Linked DNA regions of Mus musculus: region 2 is linked to region 1. A link is a loop called in an ENCODE intact Hi-C map of the cell type or tissue named here. Cell type or tissue: gastrocnemius. All regions are shown on one strand. Links, peaks and the distances in the headings refer to the core of each region. The heading gives the core; the rest is flanking DNA.

The links. A loop is a pair of places that touch in the nucleus more often than their neighbours do. Peaks named below come from ENCODE experiments on the same cell type or tissue, not always from the same donor. Only the 100,000 strongest peaks of a DNase experiment are listed, where the experiment ranks them.
Region 2: it touches region 1 in a loop (4-fold over the local background); 23 of 42 quality-filtered maps call a loop at or near these places.

What each region holds. Positions count from the first base shown.
Region 1 is chr1:120,102,438-120,111,037 of GRCm38, forward strand. It overlaps Gm41938 (a long non-coding RNA gene), which reads left to right. Exons shown (of 3, transcript XR_878466.1): 2 at 1,487-1,660; 3 at 3,112-3,304. Among named protein-coding and RNA genes, the nearest start is that of Dbi, 14 kb to the right of the region's middle. In gastrocnemius, for the core only: no CTCF peak of the experiment used is centred there; a DNase peak (open chromatin) is centred at 3,194.
Region 2 is chr1:120,151,574-120,160,173 of GRCm38, forward strand. All of the region lies in intron 2 of 3110009E18Rik (RIKEN cDNA 3110009E18 gene), which reads left to right. Among named protein-coding and RNA genes, the nearest start is that of 3110009E18Rik, 35 kb to the left of the region's middle. In gastrocnemius, for the core only: CTCF peaks have their summits at 2,839 (motif pointing right) and 3,966 (motif pointing left); DNase peaks (open chromatin) are centred at 2,841 and 3,971.

The sequences.
Region 1 (8,600 bases), core at 169-8,168:
GTGAAACTTGGGCATGGTTCAAACCTGGGCCATCACCTAACTGCAGCGACATGAGCCCCTAGCCAAGACAGGGACCAATTCTAGAACCACGTAGACAAGGAAACATTGGTATTTTAATATACTAATCTTAGGGGACTTCAGGTAGGCAGGGGTAGATAACTAAGGCTCTCCGCCTTTTTGAGACAGGTTCTCATGTAGCTCAGGCTGACCTTGAACTCACTATGTAACCAAGGACAACCTTGAAATTCTGATCCTCCTGCCTTCACCTCCCACGAAGTTGGGACTGCACAGATGCACCACCACTTCCGCAGGTTGGAAGTTTGCATGGGTCCCAGTGGGCGAATGTCTAGGATAACAGGATTATTTCCTCCCGGCATCTCCAGGAGGATGGTTTCTTTGATGTCTCCAGGAGCTTCCATGAGCTTTGTCTTGTGACTTCTGTCTTCAGCGACAGCTGCAGCTGACTGAGTTGTTCTCATATTGGTCCTTCCACACTGGTTTTTTTACTTTGCTACTTCCACACCCTGTGACTATAACTGGCCCTTCTGGACTATAAAAACTTAGTCAATTAATAGCTTTATTTCCATCTGCATTCTTAGTCTGGGGATGAGAACAGAAACATCTTTAGGGAGACTACTATTCTGTTGACCATGGACTTTGAAAAAAAATCCTGTTTGTTCTTTCTCCCTCCTCCCTTCTTCCCTCTGAGGACCTGTGGTATTCCCGAGTCTGCGCTGAGCTATGGTGAGGGGCAGCCTCCCAGAACTACTTTTTGGCAGGGTCATGCAATCATGACGCCCTCTGTTACGTTGCCCAAATTTACATCTAACAAAAGCTGGTTATGGTGGTATATGCTCTTAATCCCAGTGCTGGAGACGTGGGGACAGGAGGGTCCTCAGGGATCATCAACCAGCTGAACCTGTGACAATCCCTGATTCAGAAAAGGTGGAGAATGACTGAGAAAGATACCAGAGGTTGACCCCTGACCTCCACATGAGCATGCATATACATACACGTGGACACTCACACAACACACACACACACACACAGTGGGGAAAAGGGAGTCATTATGAGTGAAAAGCAGCAGGAAGGGATGGCACCAAGCTGGGGTGATGGTGTTTGTCTGACGTTTCCTGTTGCTGTGATAAAACACCTGACAGAAGCAACGAATGGGAGAAGAGTTTATTTGGCTCATAATTCCAATTTACAGTTTACACCACTGAGGGAAAGTCAAGGCAGCAGGAACTTGAAGCAGTTAGTCGCACTGCATGCACAGGAAAGAGCTGAATGCGACAAAGAATGCATGCACGCAGGCGCTCAGCTCACTTCTCTACTCTTAGACAATCCAGTCTCCCAGCCTATAGGCTGGTACCACCAACAGTGGACAAGTCTCCTAGGTCAATTAAAATAATCAGCGCACACCTCCTCAGACAGGCCCAGCTCTAATCCAGACAGATCCCTCACTGAGACTCTCTTGCCATTCTAGATTGTGTGGTGTTGCCAATTAAACCATCACAGTGCTGCTGTCCAACCAACTCCAAAGGCCCACCCATGGAGAATCACACTGATCCACCTGTTCCTAGCTCACAGGTGTCCGTCCAGCTGCTGACGGTTCTGTCCGGCTGTCCTGGGACCAGCTGGAGGTAACTCTACGTTGCAGGTTAGTGTCCAGTGTATCCTGTCTCTCGGTGCACTCAGCAGCAGCGGCTGCTCACACATGCTCTCACTGTGGGTGCTCTGGAGCTGTACCACCCTCAGCTGTTCCCACTCTCATGTGGTCTCTGGACTCCTGCCTCTCTCCCCCAATATGTCCTCTGGTCACTGTGCTAGGTCCACACCTTCGATCCAGGTGGCTCATGTCTCCACCCGACCCTCACTGGATTCTCCCTTTCAAGTCTCACAGCAATCCTCTGTGAGCAGTCATCCACGACTCTCTTATCTGCACACAGTCGCCGTCCTCAAACGTCACAGAGAAGTCACGGAAGTCGCTTAAGCTGTGCACTGACCTAAGTAGCAAGGCAAAGTCTTTCGCTGTCCCCTTCAGATACAATGCCTGACACAGAGCCCAAAGGCAAAGTTCTGGGAAAGCCTACCTCCCTGGTGACTTCTCTGGGCTCATTCTCAAGGGCAGCATCTGTCATTTCCACACCTGTAATCATCTGGCTGTCTAAGCCATCATTCTAACTGGACTTCAGTAACCCAGTCACTCCTGTGGCCTTCTCTTCACCCTTCTGTGGCCTTTGTGACACAATATCCTGCTTAGTACTGCTTAAAAATATTTATTTTTTATTATTTAAAAAATTATGTGTAGGTGTGTGTGTGTGTGTGTCTGTGTGTGGATATGAACGTGTGAGTGTAGATGCCCCGAGACCAGAGCCATCCGGTCACACTCCCCCAACCCCCGGATCTGGAATTACAGATGGTTGTGAGCCATCTGACATGGGTACTGGGAAGAACACTTGTGTCCTCTGCAAGGCCAGTGGGTGCTTTTCATTGCTAAGCCATCTCTTTTGTCTATGGCTCCTTGTTTGCGCAAAAGTTGGGGTCAGAGGACAGCCTCAACCTTTTGCCATTTTGGGTACAGAGTCTCTTGTTTTCCCCGTGTACTGGAGGCTGGCCGGCCTGAGCACTTCCAGGGATCCTCAGGTCTCTGCTCCCATTTTCCTGTATGAGCGCTGGGATTGAGGAGGTGGGCTACTGCCCAAGGGCTTTTTCTTTTTCTTTTTTTTTAAAATTATTTATTTTATGTATATGAATACATTGTAGCTGTCTTCAGACACTCCAGAAGAGGGCATCAGATCCTATTACAGATGGTTGTGAGCCACCATGTGGTTGCTGGGAATTGAACTCAGGACCTCCAGAAGAGCAGTCAGTGCTCTTAACCACTGAGCCATCTCTCCAGCTCCTGCCCCAGTTTCATATGGGCTCTGAGGAGTTGAGCTTGGGTCCCTGAGCTTATCTGCTGGTCTCTTCCCCATCCTCCAGCCCTCAGCTCAGAAACTGAGGCTCCCTGAAGTGACAGGGTTTGCCCCATGTCTCATTGACTTGGGTCACTGCCCAGCTAAAGACCCCTGACTTGCTGTTCAGTGACACTTTCCATGTTCCTTTGAGATGCTTGTCCCAAGACTTCTGGATCGTGGAACCACTTCGGTGTAGAGAGGACATGTTTGAACAACCCACATTTGATTGTTCTGGAGTTCTGCCAGGGTGAGGCACAACGAACGCTATGGCACCAGGCCAGGACCTAAGTTACTGTGGAAGCCCAGAAGAGCCCCCAAGGGGAAGGTCTGCTGACTTCTCAGAACACCAGGTAAATGTTCCTGAGGAACCAGTAGGACTGCTCTCAGGTGTGTGAGTGTTGAGGTGGTATAGGCAGGTAGCTGACAAACCTACCTCAGCCCCGGGGGAATCACCTTAAAAAGCAAGTTTAAAAAAAGTGCTTACCAGCACCTCTACAGGTGGGGTTGGGGAACTGCTTTTGCAAGCTTGTTCTCCAGAGTGGATCCCATGACTTTCAAAGGAGCACAAGAAGTTGTCATTCTTGTCCCTGCTTCAGTGGAGATGCAGAGCGGAGGGATAGCTGGTGGTCGAGAGAGGGGACAGACAGGAGAGAACAAGCAGGGCCTTCTAATGCTTTTATATCACTGTACTGGCTAGTTTTGTGTCAACTTGACACAGCTGGAGTTATCACAGAGAAAGGAGCTTCAGTTGAGGGAGTACCTCCATGAGATTCAGCTGTAAGGCATATTCTCAATTAGTGATCAAGGAGGAAAGGCCCCTTGTGGGTGGGACCATCTCTGGGCTGATAGTCTTGGTTCTATAAGAGAGCAGGCTGAGCAAGCCAGGGGGAGGTAAGCCAGTAAAGAACATCCCTCTATGGCCTCTGCATCAGCTCCTGCTTCCTGCCCTGCTTGAGTTCCAGTCCTGACTTCCTTTGGTGATGAACAGCAGTATGGAAGCGTAAGCTAAATAAACCCTTTCCTCCCCAACTTGCTTCTTGGTCATGATGTTTGTGCAGGAATAGAAACCCTGAACTACAAATTGGTACCAGCATAGTGGAGTATTCCTGTGACAACCTGACCATGTTTTGGGGAGGACTGTGGAAGGACTTTGGAACTTTGGACCAGAAGATCCATTTGCTGTTAAGAACTCTGTGGGATGTTGTGTAGGAGCTTGGAAGATAATGTTGAGAACAGTGCAGAAGATGGAGGCCTGGCTTGTGAAATTTTAGAGGGAAAATTAAAAACTCTTTTCAGGGCCATCACTATTTTGGATTGTGAAGATTCTGTGGTTCTGGTTATCTGGGGCTGAAGAATCAGCTGTGATTAACAAGATACCAGAACTACTAAAGTAAAACCTTTGCATTACTGTGACTATTGATGCTGGTTAGCTGGAGCTAAGAAATTAGCAGTGATTAAGAAGAGACCAGCATCATTGAGGTGACATCTTCTGGGAAGTGTTTTCTGAGAGCACGGAGGCTGTGTTCCAGAGATAGCCAAGGTTGTACCTTGTGTTGTGGATGGACTTAATAATGTGTAAGAGTTACCAAGGTGGTACTGGTTTTGAAGGCATGAAGGGGTCACACAGAGCAGCTGAGGCTCGACACTGTGAGAGGCCATGGAAGGCCATTGGTGAAGGTGCAGCCTCAGTTGCAATTGATGGCTCAGGACTGACTGAAGGGGTCATGCAGTGTTTTGGACATGCCAGTACCACGAGATGACCACCAAGAGCAGCAGTAGTGGAGTACAGGTGACTGGAGCCTAGAAGACAATGTGTGTGCTACAAAGGGCATGGCTGGAGAAGTGACCCAAGCCCTTGGAGGAGCCCAGAAGATCATGAGTTGGATCCCAGACATTGGATGGTTGGAGATTGATTTTAGCTTTTGATTGTGACTGTGCCCTGATATATTTCCCTCTTGAAGGAAGTTTTTAGTGAAGCCCACAGTTAAGAGACTTTTAATTATAAAGACTTTGGATCTTAAGAGAGATTGAAATCTTTTTTTTTTTTTTTTAGGTATTTTCCTCGTTTACATTTTCAATGCTATCCCAAAGGTCCCCCATACCCACCCCCGCAATCCCCTACCCACCCACTCCCCCTTTTTGGCCCTGGCTTTCCCCTGTACTGGGGCATATAAAGTTTGCAAGTCCAATGGGCCTCTCTTTGCAGTGATGGCCGACTAGGCCATCTTTTGATACATATGCAGCTAAAGACAAGAGCTCCCGGGTACTGGTTAGTTCATATTGTTGTTCCACCTATAGGGTTGCAGTTCCCTTTAGCTCCTTGGCTAATTTCTCTAGCTCCTCCATTAGGGGCCGTGTGACCCATCCAATAGCTGACTGTGATCATCCACTTCTGTGTTTGCTAGGCCCTGGCATAGTCTCACAAGAGGGAGCTATATCTGGGTCCTTTCAGCAAAATCTTGCTAGTGTATGCAATGGTGTCAGCATTTGGAAGCTGATTATGGGATGGATCCCTGCATATGGCAATCACTAGATGGTCCATCCTTTCGTCACAGCTCCAAATTTTGTCTCTGTAACTCCTTTTATGGGTGTTTTGTTCCCATTTCTAAGAAAGGGTAAAGTGTCCACACTTTGGTCTTCGTTCTTCTTGAATTTCATGCGTTTGGCAAGTTGTATCTTGAGATTGAAATCTTAAGAATTTGTAAAGACTGTGGAACTTTAAAAGTTATTTAGATCTTGGGGATGAATAAGAAACTAAGAGTTGAGGCTTACCAGTGACATGTTTGTATGTCAAGTTGACAAGGGATCAATTGTACTGGCTAGTTTTGTGTCAACTTGACACAGCTGGAGTTATCACAGAGAAAGGAGCTTCAGTTGAGGAAGTGCCTCCATGAGATCCAACTGTAAGGCATTTTCTCAATTAGTGATCAAGGGGGAAAGGCCCCTGTGGGTGGGACCATCTCTGGGCTGATAGCCTTGGGTTGTATAAGAGAGCAGGCTGAGCAAGCCAGTGGAGGCAAGTCAGTAAAGAACATTGCTCCATGGCATCTGCATCAGCTCCTGCTTCCTGACCTGCTTGAGTTCTAGTCCTGACTTCCAGTCCTGACTTCCAGTCCTGACTTCCAGTCCTGACTTCCTTGGTGATGAACAGCAGTATGGAAATGTAAGCTGAATAAACCCTTCCTCCCCAACTGCTTCTTGGTCATGATGTTTGTGCAGGAATAGAAACCCTGACTAAGACAATCACCTAAGCCATAATCTCCTTATTTGGATAATGAACACTGCAATCTCCCATACCCTCAGCACCCCCTTCAACTGTGTTTTGCTTTCTGTAGTTCCATGACCTTTGATAAACAAGTCCAAAAGTACTGTGAGGCATTGGGGGTGTGTACCTGGAATCCAGCTACTGGGGAGGCTGAGACAGGAAGGTCCTGTGTTCGAGGCCAGTTTAGGCTAAGTTATTGAGACCGTCTCAAATACAGAAAAAAAGTGTGGAGAGGCCAGCTCAGTGCAGTGCCTCTCTTACTGCAGGGGAGATGGGTAGTCAGTAAAAATGCTTACTGGAGACCTGAGATTGACCCTAGAAGGGTCACAAAAGCCAGGGTTGTGTGCCTATAATCTGCGCACTCCCACAGAGAGATTAAAGGCAGAGGCCTCAGAGTCTCCAGAAGCCTAAGGGCTACCTAGCCTGGCAGACACAGTAGAGAAGGAACAAAAGAAACACTGTCCCAAAACAAGGTGAAAGGTGGCCATGGGCTCGGGTTCTTCGGACTCCTTCATGTGGCCAAAGTGTACCCAGACCTGCACGGACACACAAATGCACATGTATGCACACACACACCAAACAAGCAGAGGATTTGAAACCTTTTAAAAGGGACGGTGGCTCAGTTGGGAAGCTGTTTGCCGCCTCAGCACCAGAATACCCATGAAAAGTGGCGTGTGGCAGGGCTCAGAAGCAGACAGGTAGATTCTGGGACCACTGACCAGCTAGTTGAGTGGGAAAAGGTAAATTCCAGATTTACAGAGAGACCCTGTCTCGAAATATAACGAAGAGAGAGACCAGACCAACCTCTATCCCCTGGCCCTGCGCACCACAGGGTAGGGCTGGGGTGGAAAACTCCACAAGTAAGCAACTTACAATTTTTAGCTAACCAGTATATGGCTATACCTTCTTATTTTGTTAGTTATTGCTAATTTTGATGTGTATATTTCATACATTAAACCACAGGCATGTATATAAAGGAAAGAATAGTGTGCATACAGTTTAATACTTGTTTCCTCAGGCATCTGTGCCACATCTTGCAATGTGCTCCCCAAGAGCAAGTTCACTGTAAGGAGATGAACTTTCCATGCCAAAGGACCGTGGGGGTGACCCGCAAAGACAAAAGTAAGACGATGCACGAAAGCCCTATCAAATGCTCAGTACACAAAGGCAACTGACTGAGGCCACCGAAGTGGTAGCCTAGAGCCACTGACTTCTCAGTTGCACAGAACGGTCCCTTCCCACACCCAGAGAGAAGCATCGTCATGTGGTCAGAAGGCTGTCCTGGAGCCAGAAAGTCAGGCCTGAAGGCTTCCTAACCAGGAAAGGGGAGGACCTGGTGCCCTGCAGGCCCAGTTGCCTCAGGAGCCACAGCAAGGCAGACTGCTGTGGCGGCTGAGTAACCAGCGGAGTGACCATTAGCTCCAGATCCAAGGCCTCCTGGATTTCCACGACTATAGAGCTGGAGGTTGCTAGCGATTGCAGTTAAAAAGCTGTTGGGAGACGAGATCTCCATAAGGAATCTTCATGGCACCAGCTCCGCGCTGGAAGCCGCTCACAGTCTCGTGAAGGTTCACTGCCCCCCTCCAGGGGAGCTTGCTGAGTTGAACCTTGAGCCACGTCTGGATGGAGAAGGACATTTTGAACTTTACTTAGGGTATTTCCCCCTTAATTTTCTGTCTGCCTCTCTCTATCTCTCCATGCTACACTTGCTGTCTATTGTTGAGATGTGCCATCGGCGTACTCTGCTGTGGATTTTTTGAGATGGAGTACCATGGGGTAGGTGTCTCTGTTAACATCACGGCCAGTGGTGTCCATCTGAGAGAAGTTAGAAGGAAATTTGGTTCAACAGGGCTCTGTGGTCAGTGTTGGTTCAAACCTCAAGCGTCTAATTCCAGGTTGTTTATTTTTAGGCATATTTAGGCACAGCACAACTTGGGGGAAAAATGTTTGCTGGTGATAATTAACTCAATCCCATGGCCACAAAGCTTAAGATACGACTACATCACAACACTTTTAAGATACAAGTGACATCTTCCATAAAGGTAGGTTAATCTTTCATAAAGGTAAGGGAAGCAGGCTCCAGGTGAACAATGCTCATGATAGGGTCTTCAGGAGGATAGCATTACCGAGTGGGTGAGATAAACAGGTCAAGATAAGGTTCTAGGGGAGTCAATGAAGTCTGATTGTTAAAATACACAGGGTTGTGTCTTCAAAGGGAGTGGTATAATCCTTTTTTCCACCCCTAAGGCTGGGAGCTGAGGTGGTTAATAGCTTGGTGAGCTCTGTGCTACCTGTATGGCCAGGCTGTACTGTGATCCTCCGGTGTCAGCCTCCAAGGCAAATGGGACCCCAGGTATGCATCACCCTGCCTGTCT
Region 2 (8,600 bases), core at 426-8,425, 49 kb after region 1:
ACGGCGGTGCAGGACAGCAGCTCTCTGTAGGCGAGCAGTTCCAGGCTACAAGCTTCTGGGAGGAGGAAAGTATAGTTGCTAGTCTTTGCACATACTGATTAACCATCTATACCCATACTCAGATGCCCAGGCTCTGCCATCCCTCTTGAGCCTGGCCCAAATGGGTAATGGCTTTGCCAGCTTACTGCTGTCTAATCGGTCTTAGAGTCGTTGCCAGGCCTCACTCATGTCAGAATACACACACTCGGGATGTAGTGCTTCTGCTCCTTAACCTGTGTGGCAGAGTTGCTGAGCTCCAGGCTCAGTGGGAGAGCCTGTCTTAAAGGTAAAGTGGCGAGAGATGGAGGAAGGCATCACCACTGACCTCTGGTCTCCGCACACATGTGCGTACATAAACATGTACACACACACATTTACCTGCAGCAAGTCTGTATCTTTGGAGACTGAATGGCAAGGGAGTGACACTCTCTTCTTACTAGCCCTTGGGAGTCTTGGCAGGGCGTGTGGCTGTGGGAGCAGGGAGCTGAAGAAATCAGGAGGGCTCTGATCTCTGTGGTCTCAGAGATGGGACATTCTTTGCATTTTCCATATATATTTAGTGTGTGTGTGTGTATACATGGTGTGTGTGTGTGTGTGTGTGTGTGTGTGTGTGTGTGTATGTGTGTGTAGGGGTGCTTATGTCACAGAGTGCATGTAGAAATAAGAATAACTGGCAGGATCCAGTTCTCCCCCAGGGATCAAACTCAGGTCATCAGGCTGGACAGCAGGCACTTTTACCAGCTGAGCATCTCCCTGGCCCAGGAATGAAAATCTGGTGGTGCTAGTTTATCATCCCGAACGTACGGCCCTCATACTGAGAGGGCCTTATTGCTCTTCATTACTGAAGCATCCCAAGGCATCTGATACAGCATCCTGCATATGCTTTTACTCTTTTAAGTCAAGTAAATCGATATAGAGTACACAGCACAGTTTTTAATATATAGTTCCATGAATTGGAAGCCTAGTGATGTTATATATATGTTTACTGTTTATTTACTTATTTTTTCCATTTTTGTGCGTGCATGCATGCTATGTGTACGTGTGTGCATGTGTGAACTCACTGACATGGCTGATTTTGTTAGCCAACTGCCTCTAGGGACCCCCCGTCTCTGCCTTCTGAGGATGGAATTATAAGCAGCCTCTGTGCCCACTCACTGGATTCTTGGGATCGTACTCTGGTACTCATACTTACGTGGCAAGGGTTTTAACCACGAAGTCATCTTCAACTGTGTGTGTGTGTGTGTGTGCATTTGTGTATGTGCTCTAGTTTGTGTTTGTGTGTGTATGTGCACGTGCATGTGCAAGCTGAGTGTGTCATAGTGACGAAGATCACCAAGGTTACTTTTTAGGGACTTGGAAGCCACTTTTGTTTGAAGCTCTCACCTTTCTCTTGGGTCTGTGTAGGTGTCTGTTGGGTGACTCAAACAAGGTGACAGATCTCCACTCATGTTGTCTATGTCCCTTTGCCTCCCTGACTTTGGGTCAGATTGTGTAGACATGTCAGTCACTCATGTGTACTTGGGAGGTAATGGCTTGCAGGAAACTTACCCAATCTTTCTTCTCTCTTCAAAGCCAAATGATGTTAAGGTCAGAGTGGCTAGGGATTTTCCAGGTTTCAAGCGGCTGTATCTAACCTGTGGCCTGCGGGCCACGTGTGCCCCAGGATGGTGGAAAAATGAACCTAACACAAAACATGAAGTTGCTTAAGGAGCTGGATAGCGGCTCAGTGGTTAAGGGTGCTTGCTGCTCTTGTGAGGACCTGGGTTTCTTTTCCCCCACATTGGAACAGAGCGACTACAGTGCCAGGAGATGGAGGCTCTGTTTTGGCCTCTGTGGGTACTGCAGGCACGTTGTGTTTACACAGCCAAGGAGGTGCACACACATACACATAAACAATTTTTAAAAGTTACTAAAATGATTATGATTTTTCTCTACTCTTTTTTTTTAACTTGATTAGGCCTTCTTGAGCATGACATATTCTGTTCTTTAGATGACATATCTGTTCTATAGATGACATATCTGTTGCAATGAAGACCATGATGTTATGGTTACACGTGTACTGACTGCAGATTTCACAACCCGGTCCATTTCATTCCATGGGAAAGGGGCACAGGAGTGTCTGGTCACCCATGCCTTGCTTACCTCAGCCCTTCTTTGCCCTTGCCTGGCTTACATTGGGTTAAGGTGTATTTTTCAGGCCAGGGAGATAGCTTAGCATAGAAAAGCACTTGACAGCAAGCCTGAGGCCTCTGTTTGACCTGAGGAGCCATGTGGTACAGGGAGGGAGCCAACTCCCACAGGCTGTGCTCTGGCCACTGAAAGTGTGCTATGGCACATTCATCTACACTGATACACAATACCTCAATAAAATGCCATCTAAAAAGTTGATGTCTTTTTCTAAGATGTCAGCCTGCTATCATCCTGGTTGTATGGACATCTTGAGTAAATAGTTTTTTGGTTTTTTTTTGTTTTGTTTTGTTTTTTTCAGAACTCAAAGGGGTCTATTTATTGAGAGTAAATAGTTTTTTTTTAAGGAATTATTTTATTTTATGTACAGGAGTACACTGTAGCTGTCTTCAGATGCACCAGAAGAGAGCATCTGATCCCATTACAGATGGTTGTGAGCCACCATGTGGTTGCTGGGAATTGAACTCAGGACCTCTGGAAGAGCAGTCAGTGCTCTTAACCATTGAGCCATCTCTCTAGCCCCAAATAAATAGTTTTTAAAAGATTTATTTATTTTACTGTATGTCTGTATTTTTACCACATGCATGTAGTGATAGTACAGGCCAGAAGAGGGCACCAATTCTCTGGAATTGGGGTGGTGGACAGTTGTGAGCTGCCATTCAGGTCCTGGGAGCTGCAAGGCCATCATGTGTTCTTAACTGCCTAGCCATTTCTCCAGCTGTGAGTAAATTGTTACCTTGCTCCAGTTTCTCCTCCTTAATTCCCAGGGCTCTCTTTTTTAGTGGTAAATAAATGGGCTTGGTTTGGCAACTGGTTTCCTTTGCTTGTTTGGTTATTTAAAACATTTTAAAGACCATGATCATTCATAAAGTAACTTCTGGCTTACACAAAATACAAAATTCTGTTGCCATCTTCTTTGTTTGTTTGTTTGTTTGTTTGTTTGTTTTTAGAGACAGGGTTTCTCTGTGTTGCTCTGGCTGTTCTGGAACTCACTCTGTAGACCAGGCTGGCCTGAGACTCAGAGATCCTCCTGCTTTTGCTTCTCAAGTGCTGGGATTAAAGGTGTGCATCGTCACAGACTGACTATTTCTTGCTGTGTTCTTAATTATTAGGGGTATTTTGATATTTGATACTAAGAGTAACTTTTCCTTCCTTTTAAGGTCTTAAAAACAATCTGTGTAGGTATGATGTGTGTACACACATACGAGCACATGCCACACACACACACACACACACACACACACAGTCATGTATCACAGAGCACATGTGGCGGTCAGAGGACAACCCCATGCCAGTTTCATCTCGTTTGAGACAGGGTGTCTTGTGTTTCCTGCTCTGTAACTGTCCTGTGAGCTCCCAGTTATTTTCTTGTCTCTGCCTCTCACCTGCTTGTAGCTCTGGGATTACAGCCGTGCAGAGCCATGCCAGGCTTCATGTGGGCACTGGGGATTCACACTTACATGGCAAGGGCAAGCAAGTGCTTTACTCACCAAGCCATCTCCCCAGTTCCAGCCTTGTAAGTTCTCAGATGAAAGGGCAGGTGAACAAGAGAAAAACCAGCAGTTTATTGCTAAGTGCATGCCATATATATTGGATACCTAGGGTGTGAAAACTTCTCAGAGAAGCTCCCAGACAAGGAAGGGGTCTTCAGACCCTTACCTAAGGCCTGGAAGCTTTTGAACAAGGGAAGCAGAGGTCTGGTTGCTGAAGCTTTGCAATGTGGCTCACTCTGATGCCCCCTGCAGGTTGATTGGTGGCACAGCAGTCTTCAAGGTTGTTCTGTGGTCTTGTGGGGTAGGGGCAAGAGGCTTTGTTTTAGTCGAACAGGGAGGGTCCAGAGCACTAGAGCTTTTATTTCTAAATAATCTTTGTGCAAGGTAGACATATATTGGGGTGGCATATTCTGGTCACCCCTGGTGCCAGTTATAGAGTGGCCTGCTTTTGTAAAGTCATTACAAAAGTGTATTAGGATTTTGAACTACAAACAGATTTCTACAGAGGTATTTTCAAGTTATCTTAATATTTTATAGCATTTTATTTATTCTCTCTCTCTTTCTCTTTCTCTCTCTCTCTCTCTCTCTCTCTGTGTGTGTGTGTGTGTGTGTGTGTGTGTGAAGTCAGTTCTTCTCTTCTACCACGTGGGTCCTAGAAATTAAGCACTCGTGTCAGGCTCAGTGGCGGGTGCTTTTACCTGCTGCTAAGCCATCTCACCAGCCTGTGTTTTCAAATGTTCACGTTAGAGGGTCATAGTATTTCTTGGTATCAATGCAGCAAGGGCCGTGATATTCTTGGTATGGCAGAATGGGTGCCTCTTAAAGTCCTTAGGAACAAGATGTGAATCAAGTTGCTCTGGTGGCACAGGAAGTTGTGATTTCCCCGACCATACTGTTCTTTGCTTCCCATTTACCACAGAATGATTCATTCACAGTAACCATTGGTCACCGCTGTCCTCTGTAGAACAGTGGTGCCTGTAAGAGCTGCATGCTCAGGCCTGCCTGCTTGGCCTTCCACTACTGCCTGTTTCTATTGGGTATGTGGGGCAAGTGTAGCTATGAAAGTCAACTTTGGGGGTGTTGAGGATGTTACTCAGCTGGTAGAGTGCTGACCCATGTGCCGAGTCCTGGGGTCCATCTTAAACACTGTTTGAGTTGAGCAGGATCGTGCACATCTGTAATGCCAGCACTCAGGAGGTGGTGCACATCTGTAATGCCAGCACTCAGGAGGTGGTGCATATCTGTAATGCCAGCACTCAGGAGGTGGGGCATGGTGCACATCTGTAATGCCAGCACTCAGGAGGTGGTGCACATCTGTAATCCCAGCACTCAGGAGGTCGGGGCAGGAGAATCAGGAGTTCAAGGTCATCCTCAGCTACTTAGGGAGTTTGTGTCACAGAGACTTGGTGTCAAAAACAAACAGACAATTGAAAAACAAGAGAGCTTTAGGGTATGGACTCTTTTGAATTGTGGGCTCTGTGTCCAAAACTGTCATCTGGTTTAAGGTTCTGAAGAACTCTGGCTGGTGGGGCCACATATTTGCAACTTATTTGTATACACTGTGGTACACACATTTGCATGTGTGAGCACAAGCAGGTTGGCATGCACATGAGCACATAAAATTCATAAATGCAATTATCTGGCTCCACCAATTCATACAAAGGGTCATCTAGTTTGATATTGAAGAATTTTGGGATAGTAATAACACGGGCTAGCCTCACCTGTAGGTCAGGGGCTGGGTTAAGAATCTTGGCCAGATTGTCTCCTCTCTCCCTTTTAGCCTCCATTTGAGCAGGATTGGTAGTAACCCCATTATAAAAGTGAAGAAAGGAAGAACAAAGAAATTAAGAATACGGGGCTGGAATTTAGTAGCAACGATGGTTCAGTTGCTAAGGGACTTGGTGTGCAAGCTGACAATCTGAGATCAGCCCCCAGCACTCAGGCGAAGAAGCCGGACATGGTAGTGTACATTTGTAATCTCAGGGTGGAGGAGGCAGAGGATGGAGGATTCCTGGGGCTCTCTGGCCAGCCAGCATAGCCTGCCTCATGGGTTCCAGACTAATGAGGGAGGGACCTGACTCGGAAGGTCAGGCCAATGAGATGGCTCAGCACATGAGTGCTTGCTGTTGAGGTCTACTCCTAGTGGCCCGCTTTCTCTAGCAGCCCCACCTCCTAAAGGTCTTATAGCCAGCTGGGGACCAAGTGTTCACATATATTCAGACCACAACCTGGTGGTCCTGCCTCAGCCTCCTATGCACTTAATCATATATTTTTATTATAGAAATACCATGATACATTTCCTTCTATAAATGACCAGTTTTCTGTAATAGAATCAAGAGTGCAGAAAATATCGTATCGATGAGGTGAGATTTTACATGTTCTTTGATTTGGAAGCATTTGGTATTTTTAAGATATCAAATCCTACTTGTGAGTGCTAGGTCATTCTTTGTGATGAATGGCTTGTCCAGCTTTTGAGTTCTGAGTTACTTCACATCCTATTACTCCTGGTGATGCTGCTTTGTGAGGCAGCCTGAGGGGGCGCTGCAACCTCACTATCCTAAGTTTTTTCCTTTTCCTGTATTTGGTATGTGTGTGCATGTCCAAGATGGTATGTGTTCATGTATGTATATGGGCATGTGGCAGTCAGAGGTCGCCCTTGGATAGCCACCTTGGTCTTGTTTTATTATATGTACGTGTGTTTATGTCCATTTTGTGCAGCAGTTGCCCATGGAGACCGGAGGGTGTTGGATCTCTGCAACTGGGATTACAGGCAGTTACAAACCACCTAATGCAGGTGCTGAGAACTGAAGCTTGGTCCTCTGCAAGAGCAGTGTGTGTACTTAACCACACTGAGCCAGCCCTCCAGCTCTCTACCCTCTTTTTGCTTTGTTTGTTTGAGATAGGCTTTCTCCTTGGTTGGCTTAGAGCTCAGTGGCCAGGCTAGGCTAGCTCACCAGTACCCCAGGGATCCCCCTGGCTCTTCCCCTGTGCTGGCTCACCCTCCTTCTTTTACAGGGATGCTGGATATTGAACTTGGGTGCTCATACGTATATGGCAAGGACTTTGCTGACTGAACCATCTCTATAGGCCCTAGTATTTCATTTTTATCTTTACATATTTCTTTGCATTTAATAGCCCCCAGTTTCCTCTCTCGCGCGCATGTGTGTGGGGGGGGGGGGAAGGGAGAGGCAGGCCTGTGTGGGGTCAGAGGGCAAATTTATGGAATCATTTCTTTTCTTCAGATTATCCGTGAGTTCTAGGGATCAAACTCAGGTCATCCAGTTGTGTGGCAGGCATGTATAGCAGCTGGCCTGCCTTCCTGTAGATCCATAGTTGTCCTAAGGCTCCTCTTGGCCATGATGGTTACTCTGTCTTCAAATGCTTCTGGCAGCTCTGAGGACTGGCTGGTGGATGGGAGGGTTCCCTTTGACTAGAGCAGCAGTTCTCAGCCTGTGGGCCATGACCTTTTGAGGTCACATCTCCGATATTCTGCATATCAGATATTTACATTAGGATTCATAACAGCAGCAAAATTAAGTTATGAAGTGACAATGAAAATAACTGTATGGTTGGGAGTCACCAAAGCATGAGGCACTATCTTAAAGGATGGAAGCCTTTACAAAGGTTGGGAGCTACTGGGTTAGAGCTGGCTGGGTGGTCTTCATGTGCTTGTGGCGTTGCGGCTTCTTAGGGCGAAGATCACGGAGATCCAGTCACTCTCCTCACATCCTATGAGGGCATCTGCTTTGCACGTGCTCTGTGCTTGTTAGTGTGGACCCCGAAGCAGTGTGATGTGTTGTCCGTGTAAAGTATGCTTTCCCCTCTCAGCTGTTCTCTCTCTCTCTCTCTCTCTCTCTCTCTCTCTGTGTGTGTGTGTGTTTGTGTGTCTGTGTGTCTATGTGAGATGTGTTCTCACTGATCCCAGTCTGTTCTCAAACTGACTATGTAATCAGATGACCTTGACCCCCTAACCCTCCTGCCTTCACCTCCCAACTGTTTGAAGTACAGGCCTAGACCACTCCTCTTGGTCTGTGTCGTGTTAGACATCAAACCAAGAGCTTCACTCGTGTTAGGCAAGCAGACCACCGACTAAGCCATGCCCAGTCCCCAGCTCCCATTGCCTGGAAGTTATTTCTGTGCAGTCTCTAGTCAGAGAGCTACCCCTCAGTTCCTTAACTCAGCAGAGAATCCCCCTGTTACCCTAATGCGTTCCTGCTATTGGAAGACAATGGAAATTCTCTTCTCTTGTCCCCATTTGAGCAGAGCACCCCTATGTAAGTACAAGCAAATAGCAACATATATACTTTCTAGTGTTCATTTATTATTTCGTGTGTAACTGTGTACTTGTTAGTATGGGTGATGCACATGTGTTCAGATGCACATTCCTGTGTATGGTGGTGGTGGTGGTGGTGGTGGTGGTGTGTGTGTGACTGTGTGTTTGTTGGTATGGTTATATGCATGTGTGTGTTCAGCTGCACACTAGGTGAGCACACATTCATGTGTATGGTGGTGTGTGTGTGAAACTGTGCTTGTTGGTGTGGGTATATGCTTGTGTGTGTTCAGCTGCACACTAGGTGAGCACACATTCTTGGGGAGGCCTGAAGTCTATGTCTTTCCTTGATCACTCTCTGCTTGCTTGCTTGCTTTCTTTCTTTCTTTCTTTCTTTCTTTCTTTCTTTCTTTCTTTTTGAGAAAGGTCTCTCACTGCACCTGAAGCTCATTTATTGGGCTAGGATGATTGGCTGCCTCCGAGGCCCTTCTGGATCCACCCTCCCCCAGTGCTGGGACCACACAAGCAGGCCATGGTTCTCTGACATTTCCTGTGGTGCTTATGCAGCAGGCGCTCTTCTGGCTGAGCCTTCTGCCCAGCCCCGGGAAAGG